2 separate regions of the Homo sapiens genome follow, and region 1 is linked to region 2. Evidence: read pairs that join two places in POLR2A ChIA-PET (ENCODE). Cell type or tissue: MCF 10A. All regions are shown on one strand. Links, peaks and the distances in the headings refer to the core of each region. The heading gives the core; the rest is flanking DNA.

Region 1 (4,393 bases), core at 238-4,237, 190 kb before region 2:
GACCCTGTTTCAAAAAAACAAAACACAACAATCTTTTCATTTTTTGTTTTTGAGTCAGGGTCTTGCTCTGTCACCCAGGCTGGAGTGCAGTGGCACCATCTCGGCTCACTGCAATCTCCGCCTCCTGGGCTCAAACCATCCTCCCGCCTCAACCTCCCAAGTAGCTGGGACTACAGGCGTGCACCACCCACACCCAGCTAATTTTTGTATTTTCTGTAGAGATGGGGTTTCACCATGTTGCCCAGCTGGTCTCGAACTCCTGAGCTCAAGCAATCCACCTGCATCAGCCTCCCAAAGTGCTGGGATTACAGGCATGAGTCATTGTGCCCAGCCCAAAAACCTTTGTGAATGTTTATAGCAGCTTTATTCGTAATCATCAAAAACTAGAAACAACCAAATGTTCTTCAACTGGTAAGCAGATAAACGACAAACTTGAAACATCCATATAATGAAATCCTAGTCAGAAAAAAAAAGGAATAAACTAATGATACATGCAACACATGGATGAATCACAAATGGATTATGGTAAATGAAAGAAGTCAGACTGAAAGGCTACATGCTGTATGATTCAATTTATATGACATTCTGAAAAGGGTAAAACTATAGGGTCAGAAAATAAATCAGTGGTTGCCAGAGGCTGTAGCTGGAGGAAAAGGCTGACTAAAGGGACACAAGTCAACTTGAGGTAGTGATGGAATTGTAAAACATCTTTTTTTTGTTTGTTTTGAGACAGAGTCTCACTCTGTCACCCAGGCTGGAATGCAGTGGTATGATCACAGCTCTGCAGCCTCAACCTTCTGGGCTCAAGTGATCCTCCCACCTCAGTTTCCCAAGTACTTGGGACTACAGGTGTACACCACCATGCCTGGCTTATTTTTTCATTTTTTGTAGAGACAGGGTCTCACTATGTAGCCCAACCTAGTCTCAAACTCCTGGACTCAGGCAATCCACCCACCTCAGCTTCCCAAAGTGCTGGGATTACAGGTGTGAGCTAAGGCACCCCGCCTAGTCTATGTGTTGAGTGTGATAGTGGTTACATGACTGTATACATGTGTCAAAACTCTTATAATTATGCACTAAAATGGTAAACATTACTATGTGTAAATTGTATCTTAACAAATGACTCTAAAAAAAAAGAAACCACAGGGTGGGAAACCTTGGAAATGTAATGAGAACAAAAAAATTTAAACCAAAAAAATGAGAGGAACCAGCTGGACAGATGCCCATAAAAGCTCTAGCTATGGGGGAATGCCTTTAGTTTTAAAAGTATAACAATGGGGCTGGGCACAGTGGCTCACGCCTATAATCCCAGCACTTTGGGAGGCCGAGGTGGGCAGATCACCTGAGATCGGGAGTTCGAGACCAGCCTGGCCAACATGGTGAAACCCCGTCTCTAATAAAAATACAAAAATTAGCTGGGCGTGGTGGCACGCACCTGTAATCCCAGCTACTCGGGAAGCTGAAGTAGGAGAATTGCTTGAACCCAGGAGGCGGAGGTCACAGTGAGCCAAGATTGCTCTACAGCACTCCAGCCTGGGCAACAGAGGGAAAGTCTGTCTCAAAAATATATAAATACATAAATTAATTAATTAATTAATTAAATAATGGGCTGAGCAGGGTGGCTCGCACCTATAATCCCAGCACTTTGGGAGGTCAAGGTAAGAGGATCACTTGAGGCCAGGAGTTTGCGACTGGCCTGTGCTACATAATGAGACCCCCGTCTCTACAAAAAATTAAAAACGAAGAATTAGCTGGGCATGTGACGCAAGCCTGTAGTCCTGGCTACTTAGGAGCCTGAGGCAAGAAGATGGCTTGAGCCCAAGAGTTCGAGGCTGCAGTGAGCTATGATCCCACCACTGCACTCTAGCCTGAGACAGCAAGATCTTGTCTCTTGAAGAAAAAAAAAAAAAAAAATATACACACACACACACTATATAAAAATATATAAGATATAAAATATATAATAATGAGTTTACTTCTGCCTGGACTATACTTTGAATTTTGATTTATCTAACCTAATAATGTTAAAAAGGCAGAAATAAGGACAAAGAACGAATAAAGAAGAGACAACACACAAGCATTCAGAGATTAAAAGAGGATACAAATGAGGAACCAAACACATATGGGAAGATAGAGGGGTAAGGACTCACCACGAAATACATCCCCACGCAGGGTATAGAAAGGAATCAGTACTCACAGGCCCATGCTCTGACCTCAGGTGATATGCAAGTCCAGCCTTCGACCTATATGGTTTTCCACAGTGGTGACATTTCAGGGTCATCTTTTCCAGCTCTGCAGCCCCTTTGCCACATTTTCTGACATGGTAGAGATATCCCATGATGCTGGTGAAGCTACTGGAGCAACTCTGAACAGAGGAGAGAAGCCTAAACTATAATCTTACATCTTTTGACATGATCCCTAAATTTCTAAACAGCCATAAAGCATTCACCACCACAAAATACAAATAGACCCTCTGATTTCAGTAGACCCTCTCCAACATCTCCCATCAGCACAACCCTTCCTTGTCTCTGGCCATCTTACTCTGATCAAGCATGATTTTCAATCAGCTTAGTCAGCCCTTGATAAACTATAACTGTGCATCTACTCTATGTCAGAGCTTTCTCCTTGGTCTGTGATCCAACCCCATCCCAATATCAAATACCCAGCAATATATACCAAAGTCCAGCACAGTGAGGGGTCACTGGGATCCTCTTCATCACATTAAAAAAAGGATGGTAAGGAAACCCCATCAAACAAAGGGAAGGGGGAGAAAAATAAATTTTTGGAAATAAGGAAGAAAATAAACAACTATTAATGATTCAAGAGACCAAGATAGTACAGAACTAGGAAGTCTACAATGAGGAAGAGAAGAAATGGAAAGAAGAACGAAAGACATTGACCTGAGAATTCAGGCAGAAGGAATTGCTGTCCTTGGGCCCTTACCTCACGCATGCACCTGAGCTTTCCCAGTCTCTTTAGAACTGTTCGGAGCCTTTCCCTCTCACTTGGCTCATCTATTTCATCTCCGGCTTTCAAAATGGGCTAGAAATCAAGAGAAGTAAACAAGAAGATGATTCATGGAAAAGATAAGACACAGGGAAAAAAAATATCAGAGGAGAATCAAGGATTGGACTGGCAGCTAAGCTGGTGCCAATGAAGCCCAAGTTTTCTGACTCCTGGTGTTCTCCATCTTCTCCTGGACAAAGGAAGTGAATATAATGGAAATAAGAGTTCTGAGCCTCTGACTCCCAAGATATGAACCTTTGGAGCTAACCTAAACACACAAATATTTATGGATTCACTGCAAAGGTTTCATTGTGCATAACTCTTTTATCAAAACGGTCTTCTTGCTAACACCCTTATAAAATCCCAAAGCCATCTGCACTGAGATATCTACACTCACATAAGTAAAAGACATCCAGGCCGGGCGCAGTGGCTCACGCCTGTAATCCCAGCACTTCGGCAGGCCAAGGAGGGTGGATCACCTGAGGTCAGGAGTTCGAGACCAGCCTGGCCAACATGGTGAAACTCAGTCTCTACTAAAAATACAAAAAATTTCTGGGCGCGATGGCTCACGCCTATAATCCCAGCACTTTAGGAGGCCAAGACGGGAAGATCACCTGAGGTTGGGAGATCGAGACCAGCCTGACCAACATGGAGAAACTGCCATCTCTACTAAAAATACAAAATCAGCCAGGTGTGGTGGTGCATGCCTGTAATCCCACCTACTCGGGAGGCTGAGGCAGGACAATCGCTTGAACCCAGGAGGCGGAGGTTGCGGTGAGCCAAGTTTGCACTGCTGCACTCCAGCCTGGGCAACAAGAGTGAAACTCCGTCTCAAAAAACAAAACAAAACAAAAAAAATTAGCCAGGCGTGGTGGCGCACGCCTGTAGTCCTAACCACTCAAGGGGCTGAGACACGAGAATCGCTTGAACCAGGAGGTGGAGGTTGCAGTAAGCCGAGATCGTGCCACTGCACTCCAGCCTGGGCAACAGAGTGAGACTCCATCTCAAAAAAAAAAAGACATCCAAACACTCACAAAAGACAGAAGACACTCTTACCAAACTATTATGATTTGCCATGACATGATACTTCATCCCTGCCAGTGAACGAAGTTGTTTCCCACAATGATGACAAGTAAACATTTCCTAGAAGGAAAAATACTGCTCAGTGCTAGGTTGTTCCACAGAGAAACAGAATGTCATGAAGTCCGACTCAAATGCTTTCATCTATGTCTCCTTTATTTCTCAAGCTCAATAGTCAATAAATCTCAAAATCCCAGAAACTCAGTGTCATGTCTTCAAGGGCAAAATAAAGGCAATTCACTTTTAAAATAATAAGAATTACCATTAACCAAATATTTGCCAAGTAATGGGCTAGGCATTTAGCCCT
Region 2 (4,393 bases), core at 125-4,124:
CCAGGCTGGAGTGCAGCGGCACGATCTTGGCTCACTGCAACCTCCGCCTCTCAGGTTTAAGCAATTCTCCCGCCTCAGCCTCCTGAGTAGCTGGGATTACAAGTGTGCGCCACCATGCCCGGCTAATTTTTTGTATTTTTAGTAGAGACAGGGTTTCGCCATGTTGGCCAGGCTGGTCTCGAACTCCTGACCTCGTGATCCGCCCGCCTAGGCCTCCCAAAGTGCTGGGATTACAGGCGTGAGCCACTGCGCCTGGCCTAGGCCAGAACTTTTGTTGGGGTTTCTAAGGGTAAGGCAAGGCAGGGCAAAGAGTTTAGGGTTGGCTAGTTTGAATAACTCCTGCAGGCTGTAAACTTTAGGGATGGTCCCTAATTGCCTGCGATGATTAAGGCAAAAGAATATTGCTTCTTGTGATGTACAGGCCAGATAGGGGAGGTATAGCGCTGGACTGGTCAGTTTATGTATCAAAGGAATGTTTTGGCTGGGCGTGGTGGCTCACACCTATAATCCCAGCACTTTGGGAGGCCTAGGCAGGTGGATCACTTGAGGTCAGGAGTTTGAGACCAGCCTGGACAATATGGTGAAACTCCAGTCTCTACTAAAAATACAAAAATTAGCCGGGTGTGGTGGCCTGTGCCTGTAGTCTCAGCTACTCAGGAGGCCGAAGCATGAGAATTGCTTGAACCCAGGAGGCGGAGGTTGCAGCGAGCCAAGATGGCACCACTGCATTCCAGCCTGTGTGACAGAGCAAGACTCCATCTCAAAAAAAAAAAAAAGTCCTTTGCTATCTCTAATTGGTTAGCATTGGAAGGGCAGTCTCTCCCAGCCAGAAAGGATTTTATAAGATGTCAAAATATGGGCCGGGTGCAGTGGCTCACACCTGTAATCCCAGCTCTTTGGGAGGCCGAAGCAGGCGGATCACCTGAGGTCAGGAGTTCAAGACCAGCCTGGCCAACATGGTGAAACCAAGTCTCTACTAAAAAATACAAAAATTAGCCGGGCGTGTTGGCGGGCGCCTGTAATTCCAGCTTCTCAGGAGGCTGAGGCAGGGAGAATTGGTTGAACCCAGAGGAGGAGGTTGCAGTGAGCCAAGATCGTGCCACTGCACTCCAGCCTCAGCGACAGAGCGAGACTCCAACTCAAAAAGAAAAGAAAAGATGTCAAAATATGGCCCGGCACCGTGGCTCACGCCTGTAATCCCAACACTTTGGGAGGCCGAGGTGGGCGGATCACGAGGATCAGAAGATCCAGACCATCCTGGCTAACACAATGAAAACCTGCCTCCACTAAAATTACAAAAAAAAAAGATGGGTGTGGTGGCACACACCTGTAGTCACAGCTACTTGGGAGGCTGAGGTAGGAGAATCACTTGAACCTGGGAGGTGGAGGTCGCAGTGAGCCGAGATCGCGCCACTGCACTCCAGCCTGGGTGACAGAGTGAGACTTTGTCTCAAAAAAAAAAAAAAAAAAGTCAAGATATTATCATCTACAGAAAATATATATATAAATTAATGAGTATAAAGGGGAGTAAGAACTAGCCCAGAATCCCAGAAATAGACTCTCCCTCTTCGTTTTTAGTACCTTCAAAATATTTGAATTCCTTCTTTCTTAGCCCTAAATCTTGTCCCTGAGATTATTTTTTTCCTCTCTGGATCAATCTTTCACCTTTAATCACAACCAAGAAGGAATATGGTATCAAAACTGCTTAGTTTTTAAAGGTATCATTTCATGAATAGTATAATATTGATGTATATGAATCACATGTATATGAAGAAAGGGTCAAAAACAATGAGATCCAGGCACAGCAGCATGCACCTACTCAGGAGGCTGAGGTGGGAGGATTGTCTGAGCCCAGGAGTTTGAGGCCAACCTGGGTAACATAGGAAGACAACATAAATTTATAATATTTAATATAAATACAAGCATATTGGCATATTTTGGATGATCTAGATTAACACTTTTTTGAGTGATCTTCAGTTCACATTCAAATTTACAATTGAACTGATGTCACATTATACTCTAAAGTTAGAGCATTTAATATATATATATATATTTTTTTGAGATGGAGTCTTGCTCTGTGGCCCAGGCTGGAGTGTAATGGCGGGATCTCAGCTCACTGCAACCTCCGCCTCCCAGGTTCAAGCGATTCTCCTGCCTCAGCCTCCCAAGTAGCTGGGATTACAGGCGCCTGCCTCCACGCCCACCTAATTTTTGTATTTTTAGTAGAGGCAGAGTTTCACCATATTGGCCAGGCTGGTGTCGAACTCCTGACCTCAGATGATCCGGCCGCCTCAGCCTTCCAAAGTGCTGGGGTTACAAGTGTGAGCCACCACGCCCATCCACATTTAACCTTTAAGGCAATGTCTCCCAGGCTGGCAACATTCCCAGAGATCTATAATTACATGCCTCAGGGTTCATAATTTCTTTTTTTTTTTTTTTTTTGAGACGGAGTTTTGCACTGTCACCCAGACTGGAGTGCAGTGGCGCAATCTCGGCTCACTGCAACTTCTGCCTCCCAGATTCAAGTGATTCTCCTGCCTCAGCCTCCCAAGTAGCTGGAATTACAGGCATGTTGCCACCATACCCTGCTAATTTTGTAGTTCTAGTAGAGACAGGGTTTCTTTTTTTTTTCTGAGACAAAGTCTCGCTCTGTTGCCCAGGCTGGAGTGCCATGGCACGATCTCAGCTCACTGCAACCACTGCCTCCTGGGTTGAAGCGATTCTCCTGCCCCAACCTCCCAAGTAGCTGGGATTACAGGTGTGTGTCACCACGCCCAGCTGATTTTTGTATTTTTAGTAGAGACGGGGTTTCACCACGTTGGTCAGGCTGATCTCGAACTCCTGACCTCGTGATCTGCCCGCCTCAGCCTCCCAAAGTGCCGGGATTACAGGCGTGAACCACCGTGCCCGGCCAGACGGGGTTTCACCATACTGGTCAAGCTGGTCTTGAACTCTTGACCTCAGGTGATCCACCCACCTCAGTCTCTCAAAGTGCTGGGATTACATGTGTGAGCCACCATGCCTGCCATAAAAACCCTTTTTTCATGTGGACTAACACCTCAAGTACATGTTCAGGAGCTGGCTCTATTACCATGTCTGATTAGCCAGATTTTTGCAGCTCATACTTTAAAGACAGACTCAGCATTATCAATCGATCTATGAATATAGTATTGCGTTTTGGGTGTTTTTTTTTTTTTTTTTTTTTTTTTTAGACAGAGTCTTGCTCTGTCACCCAGGCTGGAGTACAGTGGCGCGATCTCGGCTCACTGCAAGCTCCGCCTCCTGGGTTCATGCCATTCTCCTGCCTCAGCCTCCCGAATAGCTGGGACTACAGGCGCCCACCATCACGCCCGGCTAATTTTTTGTATTTTTTAGTAGAGACAGGGCTTCACCATGTTAGCCAGGATGGTCTCGATCTCCTGACCTCGTGATCCACCCGCCTCGGCCTCCCAAAGTGCTGGGATTACAGGCGTGAGCCACTGCGCCCGGCCTTTTTTTAAAATTTTTTTTCTTTCTCCCTTCTAGTCAAAGCATGAAACCTTTACGTCACTGGAAATATACTGTAGTGACTTTGAGGGGAATAGGATGGTGAGGGGATAATCTTCATACTCTTTCTCCTTTTTCACCTCTTTCCATGATCCCCCTTAGTATCTATCTCCCCTCTCTGTAACATTATTGCTCTCCCAGTGCGTTACTTTTTCCTTGAGTCATATTGTGTGTGTGCGTGTGTGTGTTTATATAGTATTTTTAGTAGAGAGAGGGTTTCACCATGTTGGCCAGGCTGGTCTCGGACTATTGACCTTAAGTGATCCGCCTGCCTCAGCCTCCCAAAGTGCTGGGATTACGGGCGTGAGCCACTGTGCCCAGCCTCGAGTTATATTTTCTTTTCCACTTTTTTTCTTGTCTGTTTTTTTCCCATTTATTTTCAGGCCACCTCCTATTTTTTGTGAACACAATTAAATGTGGCTTCCATTCCATATTTAGCGTGTATGTATGGACACTTAAACAGCAGTCTTTTGTTGAATAATATACAACATTTATGGATAACTCAGCACTTTACATTCAATTCCTCTTATCCTTAAAGCAGTCTTGAAGAGTAGATGCTGTATGTCTGTCTTGCAGATGAACTTAGCCTAAGAGGGAATAAGTAACTTGTGAAAGATCTCATAGGTAATATGTGGCAAAATTCATGCTCTTTAAACAATGTCACATTCCATTCTTAGGAAAAAACAAAGTCCAAAAAGAAAAAAAAAAAGAAAGAAAAAAAAGAAGGCGGGCATAGTGGCACATGTCTGTGGTCCTGGCTATTTGGGAGGCTAAAGTGGAAGGATTGCTTGAGCCCAGAAGTTCAAGACCAGCCTCAGCAACATAGCAAGACCTCATTTCTTAGAAG

Evidence for each region. Peaks named below come from ENCODE experiments on the same cell type or tissue, not always from the same donor. Only the 100,000 strongest peaks of a DNase experiment are listed, where the experiment ranks them.
Region 1: POLR2A ChIA-PET joins it to region 2 with 6 read pairs; 5 of 35 experiments call an interaction of 5 or more read pairs at or near these places.

The regions. Positions count from the first base shown.
Region 1 is chr2:27,601,112-27,605,504 of GRCh38, reverse strand. ZNF512 (zinc finger protein 512) reads right to left here. Exons shown (of 14, transcript NM_032434.4): 7 at 4,063-4,149; 8 at 2,944-3,042; 9 at 2,198-2,365. Among named protein-coding and RNA genes, the nearest start is that of ZNF512, 20 kb to the right of the region's middle. In MCF 10A, for the core only: no CTCF peak of the experiment used is centred there; no DNase peak of the experiment used is centred there.
Region 2 is chr2:27,412,380-27,416,772 of GRCh38, reverse strand. No RefSeq gene overlaps it. Among named protein-coding and RNA genes, the nearest start is that of PPM1G, 5.0 kb to the right of the region's middle. In MCF 10A, for the core only: no CTCF peak of the experiment used is centred there; a DNase peak (open chromatin) is centred at 2,362.